Linked DNA regions of Homo sapiens: region 1 is linked to region 2. A link is a contact called in ENCODE Hi-C or POLR2A ChIA-PET data. All regions are on one chromosome and are shown on one strand. Each heading gives the region's core, a stretch centred on a gene start or an enhancer-like site at or near the end of the contact. The rest is flanking DNA. Distances are from core to core; before and after follow the strand shown. Region 1 holds the start of RPL37A (ribosomal protein L37a). Region 2 overlaps IKZF2 (IKAROS family zinc finger 2).

Region 1 (4,039 bases), core at 973-3,472, 3.5 Mb before region 2:
CTCATGCATCTGATTTCTCAACCAGAGTTGCTTTTTTTTTTATAAGTAACTCAGTTGTGGACAAGCAAGCTTTAACTCCCCCTACCCCATCCCATGAAAAAGAAATGGTTCTAAGAGGCTGACCTAAACTTATTAAAAGGGAATGGACAGATTACAAGAAATGAATAAATTACAAGATGATACAGTGAGAACAATGATTAAGGAAATAAGAGCGGACACTAAAGTGCCTTTGGGAAAGACAGCTATTGAAATGACTACAAAAGTTTTACCATAAAATTCAGGAACTATACCTGAAAATCACCATCCTGTATTGTAAGTATATAAATAATTCACTTTCCTATCAGAACCAAGAAAGCACTCTAGTTCCCATTTTCCATTCTGCCCTAATAAAAACCCCCACAAGGAATATATATATATTTCAACATTTTCCACTGCTTCGGTTTAAGTTTAAATTGACTGAAACTTTAAAATCCAATTCTTTAATTACACTAGCCATATATGTGCTTAGTGTATTGGACAACACAGGTCTAGATGCTAGTTTGTAGTATAGTGTTTGTAGTATCGCCCTGTCAGGTGATACTGAGTTGCAGATTCACAAACCTGCAGCAGTCTAATACTGTTCAGAAAGACGAAACTGTGGTGGTCCTGATGGCCTCAAGTTCCAAATACAGTTTTGAACTAACTGACCCCTTCACCTATTTTTATCAAAACTTGCAGTGCAAATCAACGTTCAGTAGATTCAGCCCCACTAATGGACCTGCACAGTATCATGACAATGTTCACAACAATGTGCCCAGTGACCATCAAATTCTAAAGTAGTCTGTGAATTAGATTTCCGACTTCTATTTTGGTAGTTTTGTGTTTACTCTTTCAATAACTGAAAATAAACCACCACGGAAGAATCCTGAAAATACAAAGGCATCCTTATTCTCTCAGTCCTGAGAAAGTGTTAAAACTAGCCCATCCAGCAGCAACCTGGAATTTGGGCCTATGTGGTCCACACACTTCCAAATACCACAAGGAACTAGACTCACTTGTACGTCCAGGCACCGCCAGCCACTGTCTTCATGCAGGAACCACAGTGCCAGATCCCCACAGCTCGTCTCTTCATCTTGGTCTATAAAAGAGAACCAATTTTCACTATGAACCAAGTAAGTATTTTCTCTTACAAGCATCCAGAAGTCTAAATTTGGATTCACCTTATTGTCAGGGATGTGAAAGCCTCCCTTTCTCCCTCAAAAACAAAACAGGGATTGCTGTAATGCAGTATTTTGCACATAAACGTTCAAACCTTTATCAAACAAAAATCCCTCGCAGAACAAGTAGAATGGTATTAGATGCACAGACATCTTGGGAGTTGGTGCAGAAACATCAGTAGACAAAACTGATGGAATCATTTCCCACAAAGCAGGTTTGGCTTAGGCTGGGGGCACTCTGTCAAATGATTATTTTACCCATTAACGTTTAAGCGGTTTTCTTTAAATGAAAAACGTCTCACAAAATCTGAAGTTACCATCAACACTTTTATCTTAAAACTCATAATCAACGGTATGAGTAATTCCAACTGCCCACCAGCACACGGCTTATAAAATACCTTGAAGTCAGGCCTCACTTGGGTAAGAAACCTGCCCTCCCTCTCCTCTCACCAGAGACTTTGCCTTACTTACTTTGCCACAGAAAGAGCAAGTGTACTTGGCGTGCTGGCTGATTTCAATTTTCTTCACCATTTTCCGGAGGGAGGCCCCATAGCGGGTCCCGTATTTACCGACGATCCCGACTTTCTTGGTACGTTTGGCCTGTTTAGAGTGAAGGGAGAAACCAGTGATAGACCTGGAACCCAGGCAGGCCCTGGAGCCTCCACACACCGTTCCTCCACCTCACTGACGTGTGACCGACATGTGAATTACATATGACCTAGTTTTCCCTAAATTCAACCCAACGAAACCAGTGCCCAGGGCTGGCCGCGCGCTCCGAAGGCCCGGCGTTAACCCGGCTGGAGCGCGCCAGGCCCAGCCAAGGCGCCCCCGCCCCTCCGCCTTGGGGAGCTTCCGACAATGGTGTCTCCTGCAAAGGCATGGAGACAGGAGAGAACACGGGGTAAGGCAGGAGAGGAGATGGGTGCGGGAGAAGAAAACAAGGACAGATGCAGGCAGATAGAGTTCTAGGCCGCACAGAGACCCACACTCACCATGTCGCCGCGACCTAGGTCCGAGCCCAGAAAGGAAGAGACGCGGTGCGCAGGCGCGGTATTAGGCGGACGAGCGGAAGTGGCTGGTAGAGGCCTAGCTAGGAACTGAGCTCTATGGTTTGGGCGTTTTCAGGCGGCCTCCTGAGAAATGTTTGCAATTGTAAGGCGTCTCTCTCATCCAGGTTTACCCAGATTCGCAAACTATGGCGACAAACAACCATAGCAGAAGCATGTCCGGATTATTTCACATATATCACAAAATCCTGCAAAGGTACGAGTTCCTCCATTCGATGCACAGCACTTGGCTTGGAGAAGTGCATAAATCTTACATTTGTGGGGCCGGGCGCGGTGGCTCACGCTTGTGATTCTAACACTTTGGGAGGCGGGGTGGGTCAGGAGTTCGAGACCAGCCTGGCCAGCAGGGTGAAACCCCGTCTCTATTCCAAATCTCATTTATTTCCCCCTCTGCATTATGCTCTCTAAAAGTGGCTGACTGTGCAGGATGCTAGCGACAGTGGTGACTAAAATCCAAGGTTCCATTCCCAGAACAAGTTGCAGGCCAGCTGCAAACGATCATATAGCCACATTAAGAAGTTAGACAGTTTCAAACTGGTCAGAGTTCTGAAGGAAAGGACGATGGTTCTGCTCGCGACTAATTCAGAAGAGCCTGGTGTTTCCTGAGGAAAGTCTGAGATTGGAAGGCTGGGGAAAAGTTAACAGTCACCTTGGAGTTTTGTGTTCCAGCTGCTGCATCTCAGTGCGGATGGCCTGCCTTCCACTTCATTTCAGAACTCACTTCCATGGCCCCACACTAGGCTGTTAAGACAGCTTCCTGGTCCAGGCCTGAACCCTTAAACTCCAACATCTTACCCTTTACCCACCGTCAATTCTCTGTCCCTCCAGGTCTCTCAAAGGGGTCAGCAGGGAAGAATTGGATTTCTGGTTGAGGCCGGGGGTGGGGAGGGTGTGTTCTGGAACTAGACACATGATCTTCTTTCTTCACGTAGAACACACACACTAGGAAGTTTGGTTGCCTTTTTTCAGGGGATGGCTAATCCAGAGAATAAGAAGCTCAGAAAACTACTGGAATAAGAGTGTAAGAGAGAATCCATGATTAGAGGGCCAAGAAAGACCATGGGAGCTGAAAGGCATTGTGTGGCCCTGATTCCAATCAGAAGTCCGGTAACAAGTAGCTTCCGTTCCCAAAGCTTAATATTAACTGTCTCAAATAATTTTGCACCTGTTCACTTTTCCTCACAATTGTATTAAAGTCAACTTGCATACCTGGGCTGAGGTGGGAAGATCATTTGAGCCTGGGAGGTTGAGGCTGCAGTAAGCTGTCATCACGCCACTGCAGTCCAGCCTGGACAACAGAGTGAGACTCTGTCTCAAAAAATATATATGAATCAAATCAAATCAAAGCAACTTGCAAACAGCTATGTACTTCATATGGTTACAATTGTTGGAGGGTAACACATGGTAGGCACTGAGTATTTTATGTGGATGTTCTCATTTAATTTTCCATTATCCTTTATGATAGGAATGATTATTATCTTCATTACTAAGAAAAAGAGAGGAAGTCTCATGTAATGATTAGGAACTTAGAGGCTCTGGATTCAGTATGGGTTCAAAACAGAACTCTGCTATTTACCAGCTGTGGGACCTCTGACAAGTTATTATATACTTTTCTTTCTTTTTTCTTTTTCTTTTTTTTTTTTTTTTTTTTTTTTTTTTGAGACAGAGTCTCTCTTGGAAAAGATTCTTTGAGACCAGGAGTTCTAGGCAGCCTGGACAATATAGCGAGACCCCATCTCCACACACACAAAAAAATAATAGGCCAGGTATGGTGAC
Region 2 (4,212 bases), core at 1-2,500:
GTAGTCCCATATCTTGGAACATAATTACATGTAAATTTATTTATAGTATTTACACTAGATGATTTCAGCAAAACTTATTTTTTGTATTTTTAATGCTGTCACATGGTGATACAAGTTCTGCACAGTATTCTCAGCTACTTCCCAGAAATCCATGGTTCCAAAAAATAGAAGCTGGTTTGCCAAGCATTTTTAAAAAAATGAATAATCACTCCATAAATAACTTTTATGATAGTTTACAAACAATTATGATTATGAAATAACTGATCTTAATTTATGTGTACCTCAATTACAATCTAAAGGTTTGGTGTAGCTTTCTTTTTCATCAGTACAGTGAAACTTTCAGGCAGCCATGAATACCTTGCCTTGTTATAGTATTTCAGTTCCTCTTGTGACCAGTGTCATAGCATGGGTTTATAAGTTAACTGGAGTTAGGGATGCTATCTTTGGTCATGAAAAAGAGTTGTCTGTTATTCTCTGAGCAAAACTAAATAATTCCTCTGGGAGTCAAATAGAGACACGGGCCTGGATCACACGGTGCTTTACTATTGAGGGCTTTGGCACAGACCACCTGGGGTTTTATGTTGTTCTGTATTCATTCAAAACCAAGAGTCAAAGTGCTCTGTGATGTCCTTATGAAGAGTCATGCATTAAAACATGCTTCTTTCCATAGAGATTATATTTTTCTTCTTTGTTTTTTAAGGTTTTTTTTAACTGAACATCTTAGTATTTTAACAGATGTATTGAGATAATGACACTGAGATAATGGCTCCCTAGCTATTAGGGAATAATTCATTTCCTTAATGTGAGATGTTTTGGAAAATATTACTGTCATTTTGTAACTACATATTGTGTAATAATCCTGACTCAAAGCACCTAGTAGGTTAATTCTTGGTATTATAAAAGCTGATGAGGGAGAATATACTTACCTGCCACAAAATTTTGCATGTGTGAATAGTTGTTACCAAGGTGAAAGGAAAGGAAACTCTACTTTCATCTGTACTTTTTCTCACCACTTGAGTTCTTTTTAATCTTCTTGGTACCCAAGAATAATCTCTTTATTAAACTGTGACATTTCAAGTTGTTGCATTTTAAGTTTTCTTCTGTAAAATTCTCTGCCCTTACCCGAAAAGAAAACAAACAAAAAAAAACCACAACTCTTGATGTATCTAGGATACTCCTGATTTGTCTTGAATGAGTCAAAGCTGAGAGTCAGTGTATTAAGAGTGAGATAATTTGAAGACTGATCACCAGGCCCTCAAGGTCTAGAATACAGTCAGAGCAAGAATTTGATTCAGTATTTCCCCTGTTGCCAGAGGTACGATCCACCTGTCTTCTTGTCTTTGTCTTGGTAGAAATGTATTATCTTTTCTTACCAAAATTGGAATGTAAAGGAGGAAGAGATTTAAGTCTGAAAATTATATGAGTGCTTCCTCCAGACTATCAAAAGTTAGCTATTGATTTTGCTTTGAATGTTGATGAGACTAACAGCACACTGACCTTGAGTTCTCTTCACAGTGGGTAAACCTCACAAGTGCAACTACTGTGGACGAAGCTACAAGCAGCGCAGTTCACTGGAGGAGCACAAGGAACGCTGCCACAACTATCTCCAGAATGTCAGCATGGAGGCTGCTGGGCAGGTCATGAGTCACCATGGTGGGTAGAAACTGGATTCATCATTTTTATTTCCCCCTACTGCTTTTGTAGTTCAACATGAAGATAAAATCTTATGCTGTTTAAAACTATTTTAGATCACTTTAACTTAAATGAGTTGAGCTTTGGGATACATTGCAAATAATCTGTATTGAAATTTTGCAATACTCCCAAATTATTTCTGATAATGTTTGAATTAGCATAATAATGACAACCAACCTTTCATATACCAAAGGAAGGTACTATTTACTCTTCTTTTTCATTTTTCTAACCAGATAGTTAGAGCTGATTCCACATTAGTCTGTAGGCTGCCTAAAAGAATGAATTGGTTATTTGAATATTTTCATCTCAGGTAAGTGATCAGTCATATAATTTGAAATTTCTCCAATCGGCCCTTTAATTTTTATGAGAAATTACTGATTTTGCTTTCTACAATGTGCAAAACAATCTAGACCAACATTAGACACCATCTCTCTCCACAAAAAACATTCTCCAAGCAAAACATCCTGATCTCTAAATACACTACGGCAGGTAGGAAGGCAATCCCTAAGGTTTATCAATGAATAATTCTCTGTTCCTGAAAAGTTAATTTTAATAATCAGCCTTATATAGGAAAATAATGAATTTCAGTTCTTAAGATTTGTAATGTCTATCTTGTCTTACTAATTAGATTTGTCTACTGATAAGTTTTATTTATACAAAGACAAAAATCTCAACTTATTAGTACATGTATATCTTTTATTTATTTTTTTAAATTATTTTTTATTTTATTTTATTTTTTTTGAGATGGACTCTCACTTTGCCACCCAGGCTGGAGTGCAGTGGCACGATCTCAGCTCACCACAACCTCTGCCTCCCCGGTTCAAGCGATTCTCCTGCTTCAGCCTGCCAAGTAACTGGGATTACAGGCATGTACCACCAGGCCTGGCTAGTTTTTGTATTTTTAGTAGAGACGGGGTTTCGCCATGTTGGCCAGGCTGGTCTCAAACTCCTGACCTCAGGTGAGCTGCCCGCCTTGCCTTCCCAAAGTTCTGGGATTACAGGTGTGAACCATTGCACCTGGCCACTTGTATATCTTTTATTTAAAAAAGGTTTGCCCAGTATTAAATGGTATAGTTGGGGATTGCGACAGTCACTTTTAAAATATAAATATCTATGTATTGGCTTATACATAGCCAGGTCAAGGATTATTTCTGGGGTTTTCTGTTTGTTTTATAGAGTATATACTATGGAACTGTGTTTGTTGGACAGCTAGTGATTATGTGTTGTTGAGTTGGGAATTTTTTTAATTTAAAATTTTCTTGTTATCCTGAACAACTGAAGCATTTCCTTCTAGTTTCTATAATCTAAAGAATCTAATTCTATTGATTTGTGATCAAGTCCATTTATTTTTATATTATCATCATTAACATTTTTTACAAACCTATCTGTGTATCAAGTCTTGGTAAATTTGATATTTCAAGCTTGCATTACCTGGGCTGATGATGATAGCATAGGATCTGGAACATAGAGATTACAAAATGGTGCGTCTCGGAGTCTGCCAAACCTGCTCTGGCTACTTCGTGTCTGGGTGTGTCACTCATAGGCTGGGTTTGAGGATTAAATGTGACTGGATATGTAATAAATGCCCAATAAATGGTTTGCTTTACTGTTAACATTTGAGAACATTAAATAACTGAATAACAGTAAATGTGCTATTCCCTATAAATTTGTTATTTACCAGCAGTAACTTAAGCATTAGAAGTTTCATTTGCTGACCAAATACACTGTTACTATTTAAATTGATGGATTTAAGGGTAAATTGAGGCTGGAAGCTGATGGAAGCTTGGGGGAATACCAAATCTTCCCCAAAACACCTTATGGCATTGCTACTAGTTTTTCTATATTATATTCTCCCATTGCAGTTCTGACATTTGATGGCGTTATGCATTTCCAACTTTATTTATTATTTTTGCATTCCTAGTTATTTATGGAATTCTGTATTGCATACATACTCCTAAAAGACTATATGGTAATAGGGAGGTAAAATGTAAATAAATTATTATAATCAACATTGAATTATCTGTTGGCAGATTGAACTTTTAGAGAATCAAATGCTAACGAAAAATTTAAACAAGTATATTTTGAGAGAAGCAAAGATATGTCCCCTAAACAACTGGGGCCTCAGTCTTACCCCCTATTCCCCAGATTGCTTAGCCCTCCGTAGGCACAGGCCCTTTACAGGTGGTGCTGAAGCTGGAACCAAGTGGGGGAAAGTGGGAAAGGGGTAGGGGCACTGGGTAGGTAGAGCAGAGGGTAAAACCAAAGAGGAGAAGGGATTGAGGGTAGCTTCTGATACCATTTATAGAAACAAATATTCTTAAATACTGGATATCATTTTAACCACATAAGTTTACATTCATGCCATTTCATACCATACTTTTTCTGGGTTTGTTATAACAATAATTTGAGATTATCCTTAATCTCCTCTATCTGTTGTTAACATGCCTAATGGGAAATTGGCCATACGAGGTAGGAGTTGATAAATACTGTAAGAGAAAAACATGGTTCTGTAAAATGCTG

Evidence for each region. Hi-C counts contacts between places; a loop is a spot of excess contacts on that map. ChIA-PET counts read pairs that join two places held with the same protein, here RNA polymerase II (POLR2A). Pooled maps may share reads with other maps.
Region 1: a map with no recorded cell type shows a loop between it and region 2 (5-fold over the local background). The contact joins the promoter of RPL37A here to the enhancer-like site in region 2. A Hi-C loop is called at or near these places in 1 of 37 single-sample maps with no recorded cell type and 2 of 50 pooled maps. POLR2A ChIA-PET finds 5 or more read pairs at or near these places in 1 of 52 experiments (activated CD8-positive, alpha-beta memory T cell).

Annotation. Positions count from the first base shown.
Region 1 is chr2:216,497,027-216,501,065 of GRCh38, reverse strand. RPL37A (ribosomal protein L37a) reads right to left here and starts at 2,222. Exons shown (of 4, transcript NM_000998.5): 1 at 2,189-2,222; 2 at 1,668-1,796; 3 at 1,035-1,117. The coding sequence starts at 2,191. RPL37A-DT (RPL37A divergent transcript) reads left to right here and starts at 2,314. Exons shown (of 4, transcript NR_183317.1): 1 at 2,314-2,459. RefSeq lists enhancers at 2,146-2,535, 2,716-2,805.
Region 2 is chr2:213,019,434-213,023,645 of GRCh38, reverse strand. It overlaps IKZF2 (IKAROS family zinc finger 2), which reads left to right. Exons shown (of 9, transcript NM_001387220.1): 7 at 1,516-1,653. Among named protein-coding and RNA genes, the nearest start is that of MIR4776-2, 95 kb to the right of the region's middle. Within about 2 kb of position 1,250, at least 3 of the 41 ENCODE cell types and tissues checked have a DNase peak (open chromatin) inside an H3K27ac peak, as active enhancers do.